2 separate regions of the Mus musculus genome follow, and region 2 is linked to region 1. The links are chromatin contacts, found by Hi-C or POLR2A ChIA-PET in ENCODE. All regions are on one chromosome and are shown on one strand. Each heading gives the region's core, a stretch centred on a gene start or an enhancer-like site at or near the end of the contact. The rest is flanking DNA. Distances are from core to core; before and after follow the strand shown.

The links. Hi-C counts contacts between places; a loop is a spot of excess contacts on that map. ChIA-PET counts read pairs that join two places held with the same protein, here RNA polymerase II (POLR2A).
Region 2: a loop to region 1 is called in a map of heart, with 3 times the contacts of the local background. The contact joins two enhancer-like sites. A Hi-C loop is called at or near these places in 12 of 37 maps with a recorded cell type or tissue (CH12.LX, Patski, T-helper 1 cell and 4 more). POLR2A ChIA-PET finds 5 or more read pairs at or near these places in 2 of 5 experiments (Patski and embryonic stem cell).

Annotation. Positions count from the first base shown.
Region 1 is chr7:46,960,938-46,964,978 of GRCm38, reverse strand. All of the region lies in intron 1 of Gm39012 (a long non-coding RNA gene), which reads right to left. Among named protein-coding and RNA genes, the nearest start is that of Uevld, 4.4 kb to the right of the region's middle. Within about 2 kb of position 1,943, at least 1 of the 3 ENCODE cell types and tissues checked has a DNase peak (open chromatin) inside an H3K27ac peak, as active enhancers do; it is heart, where a contact is called at or near this core.
Region 2 is chr7:46,995,705-46,999,745 of GRCm38, reverse strand. It overlaps Spty2d1 (SPT2 chromatin protein domain containing 1), which reads left to right. Exons shown (of 6, transcript NM_175318.4): 3 at 742-2,274; 4 at 3,561-3,729. Among named protein-coding and RNA genes, the nearest start is that of Spty2d1, 11 kb to the left of the region's middle. Within about 2 kb of position 1,810, at least 1 of the 3 ENCODE cell types and tissues checked has a DNase peak (open chromatin) inside an H3K27ac peak, as active enhancers do; it is heart, where a contact is called at or near this core.

The DNA of each region.
Region 1 (4,041 bases), core at 694-3,193:
ACATATACTGGGTAGTCAATGAGAAATGCGTTCAACCTCAGTCGTACAGTGAGTTTGAGATCACCAGAACATAAAAAAATACCTGAAGCTGGGGTAATGGCACCTTGTCATCAACCCTGAGTTTTATGTACAAAGCCCACATTGTGAAAAGGCAGAACCAGTTTCTACGTGTTCTTTTCTAATATCCACACGTGGGCTCTGGTAAGATAATAGCCAAATTCATACACACAATAAGGTATGTCATAACAATTTTTCAACCTATTTCCCGTTTTTTTCTTTTTTCTTTTCCCCACAAAGTATTGTGGTTTATTCCCAGGACCTCAAACAAATGTCAACAAAGAGTCTTACAGTGAACCTCACCAGGTCTCATTTTGTTGAATCTGCATTTGCTTTGTGCTTAATCCTAACCCTCTGTAGATGGCAAGAAATCTTCTGTAACACAGATTTTTGCAAACAAGTAAGAACCTAGTCAAGACCATGTAAACTGTCTAAATAGTCCTATAACCCCCAAGGAAATAAAAGCAATCACTAAAAGTCTCCTAACTGAAAAGAAAATCTAAGGGCCAGATGGTTTTAGCACGGAGTACAGAGTTCTACCAGATTTTCAAGGAAGGGCTAATACCAATACTCCTCAAAGTATATCGCACAAAATACAAACAAAAGGAAGATTGCTAAACTCGTCCTATGAGGCAACAGTCGCCCCGATACCTAAACCACAGAACGACTCAAAAGAGAGTTTCAGACCAACTTCTCTCACTCAGCAAAATACTCCCGAGAGACCAAGCCTTTTAGGTTCAGATTCCATCTTAGAGGACCTGATCTAAGGTTGAACTCAAGCTAACTAACAGGCCAGTACCAAACATCAGTTTCCAGATTATTCCCCAACAAATCTGCACCTCCAGATTATAAGCTGACCCTGCCTAACAACCGTGTCAGGAGGGAAACAGAAGCTTAAGTTTATGGCTTGGCTCCCAGCACCAGCCAACTATGTTAAAGAGCATTATGTCCCCCAGTGAGATGCGTACCAGGCTAGATACCCCCTTCCTGCCTCTATAAATGTTTGCCTGAAACTGGCCTCAGGCACCCCTTCCCATTCTCCTGTGTCAGAGACAGTGTGTGGGACCCTAATGTGATTGCATCAGATTCAGTTCCTCGGTGATCTTTTGGGGGTTCATGAATGTTTCCTGGCACATTTTGGTGCATTGGCCAGGAACTCCAAGGCCTCCAGGACCCCCGGGGAAGAGTCTCAATACCTATAATATCTGTCTGAGTCTGTGAGTCTGTCCATGTGTTTATGTATGCCTTTGTCTGTTCATAAACTCTGAGTGGTGCCACATCTGTAATTCTGTTCTGGGGGAAAAAAAAAAAAAAAAAAAAGTCTTAAATCTGCCTTTGTGGCCAAAAGCGGTTAAAGCAGGCGTGCTAGGGGGCCATGGCCACATGGGACCAGAGGACATTCTGAGTCCCTGTCTGGGGTGGGCGTGGGCTCAGAGAGCCACCATCTGGTTACTTTTGTTTCTATCTGAGAGGAGGGGATGAGTTTCTTGTATATGAGCGCCACCTTCTGGTTGTTTTCAGGTAGCGTGTTGAAGTGCAGAGTCCCTGGAATTTTTCTCGTGTTTTGTCTTTGTTGCCTATGCTAAGGGGCAACTTTCTGACAGACGTTTAACATGGGATAGATGCCTTCAACTTCACTATGTTAAAACTAGGGGACAAAATCTTTCTGTCACCATGAGGAAAACTTTTTCTCCCCAGACACCAGGCAGCACCACCACCTTATTCAACCCCTCAGGCAAACAGCAGCTCTGTCCCAGGCAGCCCCACAGCATGCTGGGGAGGGGAGACCTGCTGCAGGAACACAAAGCCTCTGGGGCGGGGTTGAGGGCTGCCTTCTGAGCCTGAGTCCGCTGTCCTACCTTTGCAAACAGCAGGGCCAGTTGGTGATCAAGGAAACCAACCCCACCCATCACTTTTGGCCCTTTGCCACTAGTGACCTTATAACTGAAGAACTCAGAATTCCCCCTTTTCAGTAATTAATCTACTGGAAACAGTCCTCTTTACCCATCAGCCCACTTGGGATGACTGCCAGTAGCTTTTGCAGGAGAGAGAGAGAGAGAGAGAGAGAGAGAGAGAGAGCAGGAACCAGGGGAACTCACTAGCAACCAGGCATCTATTGAGGCTGGCTTTCCCTTAAACCCACCCAGATTGGGACTTCAACACCACTAAAGGTAAAGAGGGACTCTAAGTCTTACCTCCAGTCTCTGTTGGCAGGTCTCAAAGGGGCTGTAAGACAGCCCACCAATTTGGCCAAAGATAAATAAGATATTAGAGACAGAAAGTTCTGCAGCTTTCTTAGAGAGTGTCATAGAGACATTCCAAAGTGAAAGCTGCAGTAGCTCTAGCTTTTATCAACCAGGGAGAATCAGATATTAAAAACAAGCAAACAAACAAACATCCAGAGAGTTGAGAGGTTAAGAGAAAGAATCTGAGAGACTTAATGATAATGCCAGGAGGAAAAATGTTTAATAAAAGATTAAGTGTGGGGCTGGAGAGATGGCTCAGCAGTTAAGAGTACTGACTGCAAGAGACTCCAGGACCTGGCAAAGATCCTGTTGGCAGCCATGGCCAAACCAGAGTACTGAAACAAATGACTTCAGAAACCAACCTGCTTACTCAGGCCTTGGTGCCAGCTAGTGGCCTCCCTGTGTAAGAGATGTCTGAAACAAATGACTTCTAGAAAAAGAGGTAAGGGGGGCCACCCTAAAAATAAAAAATGCCCCCACTTGAAAAAGAAAAAGATGCCCAGGGTAACCCTAAAACTAGAGGGGAACCCACCAGCTTCCTTATAATTAACAGAGCTCAACACTCTATCTTGCTAAAACCTGAAGATAAAGTCTCTTCAACAGCTTATAAATGACTTCATGGTAGCAACAGGAACAAAAAATGCCTAGAGGAGTCCCAGACCTCTTGGAGGCCCAGGGATATTTGGACCATCCATCCTCCACTAAGAAGGCCCTACTATGCCAACCACAGGTGACCTCCCTAGATCCAGGGGGAAATATATTAAGAGAAGGTCAGAAGTGGCTCTCTGAAACCAGAAAGAAATTTCTACACAAGCTTTGGGGTTGCCTGAAGTGACTAAGCCCTTCCATCTCTTCATGAACGAGAGATCTGGGATCCGAAAGGGGTATTGACTCAGACTCTGGCCCTGGCACAAGCCAGTGGCCTACCTGTCACAGAAATGAGACCCAGGAACAACTGTTTGCAAATCATCACAAATGGCCCTCCTGGTCAAAGATGCTAACAAACTGTCACTGGGGCAAAGCCTGTCCATCACCAATGCCAAAATGACACATTACCAGTCTCTCCTCTTAAATGCCCCCAGGATAACCTTTCTGGCCCCTGCTGCCCCAAGCTCAGCTACCCTGCTGGCTGACCTGGACCTCAAGGGGCCTCTGCATGACTGCTCAGACATTTTGGCCCACATCCACAGGACCAGACGAGATCTTCAGGATTTCCCCCTTGACGGATGCAGAGGTAACATGGTTCGCCAAATGCAACAGCTTCATTCAGGATGGACAGAGGTATGCTGGGTCAGTGTGGTCTCAAACACACACACAAGTTGCTTATCATAGAGCTAAGCTCAGTACTGATAGAATTTGCCCTGAGCCTCAGAGCTAGGTCAGTTCATTCCTCTGTTGGATAGAAGCCATCCCACAAAATACTAACAACAGATAAGGTCGCTGAGCCCATGGAAAAGTGAGACACAACTGAACCAAGAACAAGGAAATACCAAACAGGTTCCTGTTGGCTAAGACCAGCTGCCCCGGCTGCTTTGTCAGTCATTGCTGGTTATAGCCTTCCTTTTTCCAAGTGTACCCATCTTACATACAACCTTCACAGGGAAGTTAGTCACTGAAACGTGTCTGCTTCTGATAGCACTAGTCCAGAGTGAGCCCTTTCTTCCTTAGAGCTTCCTCCAGGTGTCCAAATCCTCAAACACTTCAGACACCGTCTCCCTGAGCTGTACTGCTGTCCCTC
Region 2 (4,041 bases), core at 561-3,060, 35 kb before region 1:
CTGTCTGCCACCAAATCCGTGTGTGTGTGTGTGTGTGTGTGTGTGTGTGTGTGTGTGTGTGTGTAAACATCCTGACAGCTTAGTAGTTTGGGGATGTTGTATGTGTGTCTGGGTTAACTTTATAGACAAATATGTGCGTGCATGTTTGTAAATGTGCTCATAGGTTGGTTATTTGGGTTGTTTTTTCTAACCCCATCTCACCTACCCCCAAGGCTTTGTGGAGCTGGCCACAGTGATATTCACCTGTCATCCCAGGTATTCAACAGGCTGAGACAAGATCATTTATTGAGCTCAGGAGCTTCAGAGTAGCTGGGACAACGCATCAAGGCCTTATCTCTTGAAGGAAGGTGGGGAGACATGAAAAGGCCTGGTGTATCAACCATTTAACTAGCCATAATATGTCTCCAATTCTTTACCTTGGTCCTGGCATTGTTATAGATATTCATTGATTCACTCTTAACAGCTCCAGTCAGTGCTGGTGTCCTATTGACATGGTATATTTATGAGCCATTTTGTGCATTTTAAGCAAAAGCCAAGTCTTTTATCTGCTTAGTCATAAAGAGAAGCTCATATCTGACCCACTTGTGTAGTAATTACTCAGTTTTGTTAGATGACTTCCTCATTTGACACAGCTCTCTAGAAACCATAACTCAGATTGAGCTTTGACTGTGGAGTGGCAGCACATGAGCGCTGCTATGCTGACACTGTTGAGGTGATGTGCTCTTGTTTTATTCCTTTCAGCCTTGGAAGAGAAAAAAAGGAAAGAGGAACTAGTGAAAAAGCGAATTGAGCTCAAACATGACAAAAAAGCAAGAGCCATGGCCAAGAGGACAAAGGACAATTTTCATGGTTACGATGGGATTCCTGTTGAGGAAAAGACAAAGAAGAAGCAGCTGGTGGAGAGCCACCTGAACCAGGGAACTGACCAGGAGTATGATGTGGAGGAGGAAGACTTCATAGACTACAATCAGGCTGAGCTGGACCAGGACTATGAGGAGGAGCAAGAGCCACCCAAGGCTGAAAGCAAACCAAAGGCCCCCCTTAAAAGTGCCCCGTCACCCATGAACTTCACTGACTTACTGAGGCTAGCTGAGAAGAAGCAGTTTGAACCAGTGGAGATCAAGGTAGTGAAGAAAGCAGAAGACCGGCCCCTGACTGCAGAGGAACTGAGGGAGCGAGAGTTTCTTGAACGAAAGCATAGGAAAAAGAAACCTGAACCCGATGCCAAACTACCTCCACCCGTGTTGAAAAAGGCGCCCTCTCATAAAGACATCATGGGTACAAAGCCCAGCAGAGGTGCTGGGGACAGGCAGCTTGCTTCCAAAGGATTGCCCTTTCCTCAAGCTGAGAAGAAATTCAGACCCAGCACGGCCAGTGAGAAACAAGCAGCTTTGTCTTCACCCAAATCCCTGCCAGGCGAGAGGACCAAGGTAGGGTCTGGCAGTAGCACCCAGCCCTCACTTCGGGAGGGTCACAACAGGCCTGTCTTCAATGGGGCTGGAAAGCCCCGCCCCAGCACCTGTTCACCAAGTGTCCCAAAGACTCCTGCTAGCGGGACTCAGAAATCTGCTTCTGAGCACAAAGCCAAAAAACCTCTTCCTTCTCATCCGAGCCATTCCAAGCCTGGACCCACGGTTCTCTCACACAACAAATCTAAGAGTCCAGGTGTCAGACAACCAGGCAGCAACTCTGGCTCTGCTCCTGGGCAGCCTAACCCAGGGACAGCTCGACCCACACTTAGTTCTGGCCCTGTGCCCAGGCGCCAGAACGGCAGCTCCAGCTCAGGACCTGAGCAGTCAGCCGGTGGGATCAGAAAGCTGGCCAGCAATTCACATCTCTCCGGACGAACACTCAACGGCACAAATGGTCCTGGACGACCTGCAAGCAGCTCAAGTGGCCCTGGGCGACCCATCAGTGGATCTGCTGGTTCTGGGAGACCTGTGGGCAGTTCTGGAGGCCCCGGGCAGCCTGTAAACAATCCACATGACCTTCGACGACCAATGAACAGTCTTAGCTCTCCTGGGCGGGCAGTCAGTGGCCCTGGGAGATCCATAAGTGGTTCCATTCCAGCTGGACGAACTGTCAATTCAGGCCCTGGAAGACCAGTGAGCAGCCTAGGCCCTGGACGAGCAGTTAGTAACCCAGGCCTCCCCACAAAGCCCAGATGTACTGTTGTCTCAGAAACAATTTCTTCAAAGAATATTATTAGTCGGTCAAGTAATGGACAGATAAATGGAATGAAACCTCTCCTCTCTGGCTACAGATCTGCTCAAGGTAAAGTTGACCCTTATCCCAAAGAGTATATTTATCACTATGCCTTTGGAGAAAGTACCTAGCTTTATATAATCAGGAACCCTATGACCACTTTCACAAGCCCTGTAATGTGCTCATTGTTGATAGTGGAAAAGAGGCTTATCTAGGACCCGCTGTTCACACCCCCCACCTCTTTCTCACATGCAGTATTGTGATGTGTGAGAGGGGGTGACTGGACGCAGCTGGTGGTTTGTAGGATAATGTTCTACATGAAGACTAAGCCAGATGAGAGGATGATTAAGAACTTAGAGCCTTTGCTGCTCTGTCATTCAGCAGGTGTTTATTGAACACCTCCCCTGTAGCAGCTGCTATTTTAGACTGTCCTGAGTTCTATTCCTTTTCATGGTGGTGTCACTTGGCGCTTTAGGAATCTGCCGTCTTAAAGTTGAGAGTCATTGACAGCTGCATGTTGTAGGCATTGCATGCCGCACGGGCCCTTGTTAAAGCACTTGTTAGGACCCATGGAGAGGACAAAAAGAAACCTATGGCAGAATTCCTCACTTTATAGTCAGACTAGCAGACTAGAAAGTTGCTCTCAGATACTGATCTCTTGTTGAGTACCTGTCTTTTGCAAAGTTGTTCTTCAGTTTTTGGGATGTTTGCTTCTTGTTTCGTTTCGTTTGTTCATTTGGGGTGGGGGTGGGGGGATAGGGTTTGTTTTGTTTTGTTTTGTTTTGTTTTGTTTTAAGACAGATAGCCCATAGTGACCTGGAATCTACTGTATAGCTGTAGGTGGCCTTTAATATCTAGTCCCCACCTCTACCTCCTGGGTGCTGGATTACCAGTGTATACCAACATTACTGTGTTGTCCAGGACTTCAGACTGTTAACTCAAACTTTCTAGCCCAGAGAGCTGAAACTGTGGGCGTGTGCTGGTCTTTGAATTTTTAAGTGAAAAGAAAATTTCACTTTCTTCAAAGAAAAATGGAGAACTACTTCTGGTATGCTTATTTGGTAAAGTTAAAAATAAATGATTCTGTGCCAGTTTGTAACTTGACTCAGTTTCAGAAATTTTACTGATCTCTTAAATCCCAGAAGTCTGCATAATTAAGCTAGAAAACATGACAGGGCACCGAGGCACGCTAAAGTGCCACAGCAGCTCAGTCCCTTGGAGACTGGAGCCAGCTGGTGTACTCTGCTTTCAGGGGTGCCATCTTAGTGTCAATTTCTCTGACTCCTAGTGACATGGTTCCCACAGGAACTAATTCTCCATACAGTGTTCTTACAAGTCGTGGCTTTTGTTCTTAGGTCCTCAAAGGCTTCCCTTCCCTACTGGCTACAAAAGGCCTCGAGAGTATGAAGAAGATGATGATGATGAATATGACTCGGAAATGGATGATTTCATCGAAGATGAAGGAGAACCTCAGGAAGAAATATCCAAGCACATTCGAGAAATCTTTGGCTATGACCGAAAAAAGTAAGCTGAAGATTTACCTAAACAAACCCTTATTATCTGTAGGAGAGAAACTAACAGTAGAGGCATTAAATGCTTAGCTAGAAACCTTTGGGTGGTGATGGTTCTCGAAAGATTTAGTCTTAGAGCACGTGCTGACTAGTTTTTGTCAGCTTGTCACAGCTAGAGAGAACTTAAAATTGATAAGAAAATGCCCTTAGTGAGATTGGCCTTTTGGCAAGTCTGTAGTACATTTTCTTGATAGTTGATTTGGGAGGGCCCCCAGCTCTGTGGGCAGTGTCACTCCAAGGTTGGTAGACCTGGGTGCTGTAAGCT